2 separate regions of the Mus musculus genome follow, and region 2 is linked to region 1. Evidence: chromatin loops called from intact Hi-C (ENCODE). Cell type or tissue: heart. All regions are shown on one strand.

Region 1 (2,500 bases):
TTGTGCAATGGCATCACTTCGTGTGCCAGGGTGTCTGGGGAAATGTCTCAAATCCTTACCCTTACAGAAAGAATTATAAGTGATTAATGGTTACTAACAGAGGGAGAATCAAACTTTTCTATGCATGAGTCTTTGATGAGTTACCCAATCCCCAGAGGTTAGCCCTAAACAAATACGTATAAGAAACATTAAATGGACTCAGCAGGTTATACATCATATACATATACATATACATATACATATACATATACATATACATATACATATACATATACATATACATATACATATACATATACATATACATATACATATACATATACATATACATACACACACATATATATATAATAGATATACACATCATATATAATATATACATACACATATAATTAAAGAAGAGGTGGTAAGTTTGAGAGAGAGGAACACAGAAGGAGTTGTAATAGGAAGAGGGAGGGTTGTAAATCAAGTAAATTCAGTAATTATGCATAAAGTTCTCAAAAATTAATTATAAAAAATATATTTTAATTACATTACCAACTAATAAGTCTTTGGTAATCACCTCTAGTTTTGACTAGGTTCTCACCGCCTCTTCTTTTCCTCATCTTCCTGAGCATCCTGGCTTAAGCTTTTAACCCCCAACCTCCTCCCATTCTCTCAGATCACGCATGTTAATCTTTCTCCCAAATCTGTTCAGAGTAAATCTTATTACTTCCTGATATAAACAACCCCCTGGACCTCACCACTGAATGACAAACCTAAGCCCACGGATCTGGTAGCCACAAGTAGGGTTTTTCCAAATCAAGATTCAGCTCATTTTCTTTTCTATGCCACATGTTTAGGGCTTCCTTGCCAAACATTAAATCTTTACAGGCAGGGCAATGTATCTTCAACTTTTACTGGATAATATGGAATTTCAAGTGATTTATATGCTCAATATATTTTTACTTGACTTCTGATTAAATAAAAACCAGGGTCATTGGCTTTTAGATGACTCTTCTGAAAGGATGTGGAATACACACACACACACACACACACACACACACACACACCCTAGCAAGTGGAATCAAGCCACAAGATAAAACAATTTCCAGATAAAAATCTATGTGTGAGAAAAAAAAAAGACCTATTGCTACTGAGGTGGTAATGTGACTAGAGGAAATTTTCTAGAAACACAAATACTAATGATGATAATAATATGAGGTGAGTAGCACAAACACATGTGATTTCTTATTAGTCATGCAATAGCCCTTTCAAATTGGTTATTTGTATATTTTAAAGTACAAAGAGTTTGAAACTTACTTTTAGCTCAGTCAATAATTCATAATTGTAAAACAATGGTTCTGGGTATAATATTTTATAAAGCCCACATGCTATGATACCGTAATCCTAGGGATCAAATCTATGGGCTCCTTATGTAAGGCCTGTGACTGAGCTACATCCCCAGAGCAGAAGGAAGTATTATTATCAGAGCAACAGGTCCATGCGGGTTAAGACAATTCAAGGAAGGGGACAAAGGATTATGTACTAGGCCTCAGGAAGTACTGAGGAAGAGATGGACATTAAATTGGCTTCTACAGGAAGATGAGCTTTGGGCATGCCAAAAAAGAAAACGGGAAGCAGGGTAGAAAAGCATGTAGAAAAGGAACAAAACAGTGGAAATGAACGAAAAATGAGGTGCTATTTGGATCAGAGAATATTCATGGCGGGAAGTCAGGGGCTATGGGAAAAGTGGTGAATTAGCAAAAAGCGGCTAGGCTAGCGGTTTAAGTGGAGAGCACAGATGTTTTCTTCAGTATTGGAAGCAGGCAGAACACACAAGGAAAAGGGTATTTCTGGAAGGGAATTCTGACTCTTGGGGCACGTGCTTCCTGGAAAGAGTTCAAAGCAGGAGGTCAAGTTATGAATGTGTGCTGTTGCGTCTGCCAGTGTCAGGACTTGTGTTCTCGTGGTGGGAAACAGATACCAGTCTACTGATGAACCTCCTCAAGTATCATTTGGGAGACATGACATGATCAAAGTCATTTCCACAACTGCTTCAAAACTGATCTCTGTCTTGCATTCTCTCTGTTTGTCCCACTCAATATTTTGAGGCAAATCTAGGAAATCCCCTTTGTGAGTGGTCTCTCTCTTTGTCAACCGTTCAGTCAAGTGATCCCAGTCAGTTTCTGTGTGGTAACTATCCCCTTCTGACCTCATGCCCTCTCTGCTTATTGACTGAGCTTCTCTCTAATGTAAATACTGCAGCCATAGGTAATATGGTAGGCACGTGGCTTTATGGTCTGGCACAGCAGAACTACTTGTAGCCAATGTCCCAAGTACGATTATTAAGGAAGCTAAGTCCTCCTGTGTAAGACGACTTATAGCACAGGTTTTCTTAGAGACGGGACGACAGAATGGAACTCAGAAGGGTAGAAGGGTTTAAGTGACGAAAGAAGGAAAGGAATTCCAGAGACAGAAATATCATCTGAAATGGTACTGAGTCTAGAAAGGACATGAT
Region 2 (2,500 bases), 92 kb before region 1:
TCATCTGAGCTTTGTTTTGTTTACCACCATGATAAATGAGCCACATGGTCTCATATAATTCTCCCAAGGGCCTCATTAAATGATCAAATGAAAAAAATGTGTTTAAAGAGGTTTGGAAAGATGTCTCAGATGACAGAGCTGACAAGGGTGACAGAGACTGCCAAGAACATCACACACCATGCGGTGTTCACGTACAGTGTGTTGTGTTCTTATGTGAAAGAGAGACCTTGGAAAGAGAAAGAGTAAATGCAGCTATTGGACCGGCTGGTCTTACTGACTGTATATTGGGAATACTGTAGGGATGTGGCAACTTTCATTGAAAGGATACTCAACTCACAGAGTTTTGGTCTAAATGAATAATAATTCAAATAATAAATATGCAATAAAGTTTTAAGATAACCATGAAATCATCTCTCTAAGGTTATTCTACCTTTTCCTACTTACAAATTACTTTTTAGGGATGCATATGTGGCTTCTTTATTTTTTATTACCGTCCTCTTTCTCCCTCTTTCCCCCTTCCACCCCTGCTTCTTATTTTTGTCCGTCTATCTGCAGATAGTGTTAGACCTCTTATGCTCTGTGCTCATCACTCTTCTGGCCTCCAAGCATAAGGTCATGATCGCTTATTATGATGCTCTCTTTGTAGACTTTAACACAATAGACAGAAACAAAGAAAAGTAAACGCCACAGCCTACATAGCTTAGGAAGCAGTTTGTAAAGGTCAAGGTTCACTGATTATGACATCAGAATGCCAAGCTCTATTTGGTTCTGGGTTTTTGACATTGCCACTTGGCCCTAACCTTGTTCTTATCTTGGATCCAACTAGACGGTTATAGCCACAGGCTCCTGCATATACAGAGGCTTCTCACATCATCTTGGTACCTTGCAGGAAACTGCTTCTCAATGATGTCAGGTTTCCTTCCTGCCCTTAGGAATGACTTTTAAAAGAATCATTTCCAGGGACTGAAAGACGCAGCTCAAGTCTCCTGGGGCTGAAAGACCTGGGCTCAAGTCATGGTACCAAAATAGTTCATTAACTTGTGCTTTCCCTTAGTTACATCATAGTGACTCAGTCTCTTTTTTGGTTTGTGAAGATAACTCTCCCTGCCCCCTGCCCTACAACCTTTGTCAATTTCAGTACCTTCCAAAGGCATTAGGAGGGGTCTAAGGAAATCCTATAGGAGAACAATCAGAGGAAATTGACCTAGTCATTAAGAAGTCTGGAAAAATTACATTAGAAGAAAGCGCAGCTCCGCCTATTGCCAGTTTTGGAATAAAGAATGAATGGCAGGCTTTGGAGAAATAGTTATCAAACTTAAAGGGAGTGCATATAAAAAACCTTCACTGAAATGAAGTTAAATAAATTGAGAAATAAGCATAATAGCAGAAATTATGTTTTTGTGTACAAGATTTACATCTCGTAAGGATCAGTGTGAATCAGTTTTTTTTTCTTTCTTTTCTAAGATCAAGCTTTCCCTCCCTGGACCTGAGATCAGTGATGTTCAAGTTTCTCAGCACAGAACTGATTCACTGACCTGGAAGTCAGGGAAGGAAAAGCTTGTTTGCTTCAACATCTGTAAGGAAATACATTGTAAAATATTTAGAGGTTTCCAGAGCAGTTTACAATCACAGACCCTAGAGAAATAAATACATTGTGTGACTTGGAAAAAATGACCTCATGCAGGGTGTGGCGGGGCAGGAAATGATCTTTATTTTTTTATTTTTCATTTATTTTAAAGGAAATTCATCAACGGTTGTTTGACCCCCATCAGCATGTATCAGAGGCCCAGACTGAAAGTCCCTTAAGGAAATGCACAGTAATGAAGCAAGGTTTCATGAGTGACCAGATGGCACATGCATTTTCTTTCAGCATAAAATACACTATATAAAGTAAAGCTTGCTTTCATCAAAGAGTCACTTGGTACACTAAGTGATAAAGCTTGTGTGTGTGTGTGTGTGTGTGTGTGTGTTTTCAGATTTGGAAGAAACTTAGGACAATTCAATGACTCATTTACCACAGTTTAAGAAGATGGGCATAGATTATGGGTATGACTTCTCCCTATCACACATTTCTAGGATAAACAGGCATACATACACATAGGTAGATAGGTAGGGGTGTGTGTGTGTGTGTGTGTGTGTGTGTGTGTGTGTGTGTGTGTGTGGTTTCACAATCATCAATCCAGTGCTAACACAGAAGGCTTAAGAAGTTTATTTTTACTGATTATACTTGCAAACTATACAAATATCAGCCAAATGACAGATCATGTATGAATCTTAAAATTATAGCAAGGCTGCATGCTTCATATTAAATAGATAAGGACTAACTATCTCTGGACAAAAAAAATGAAAAATGTCTCTGAGAGTTCCATTTGGGGTGTGGCACAGGCAGTTGGTCAACCGGATGAATTAGGACAATAGTATTGATCACTTGGATCCAAAGAGCCTTAGGCTGTCAATTGTATTTACCTGACCAGTTGGACTTTATCTTGATTTTGATACA

The links. Hi-C counts contacts between places; a loop is a spot of excess contacts. Peaks named below come from ENCODE experiments on the same cell type or tissue, not always from the same donor. Only the 100,000 strongest peaks of a DNase experiment are listed, where the experiment ranks them.
Region 2: a loop joins it to region 1, with 10 times the contacts of the local background. A loop is called at or near these places in 3 of 42 quality-filtered maps.

Annotation. Positions count from the first base shown.
Region 1 is chr10:99,838,854-99,841,353 of GRCm38, forward strand. No RefSeq gene overlaps it. Among named protein-coding and RNA genes, the nearest start is that of Gm35437, 63 kb to the right of the region's middle. In heart, no CTCF peak of the experiment used is centred here; DNase peaks (open chromatin) are centred at 1,518 and 1,858.
Region 2 is chr10:99,747,214-99,749,713 of GRCm38, forward strand. No RefSeq gene overlaps it. Among named protein-coding and RNA genes, the nearest start is that of Gm35206, 11 kb to the right of the region's middle. In heart, a CTCF peak has its summit at 1,238; a DNase peak (open chromatin) is centred at 968.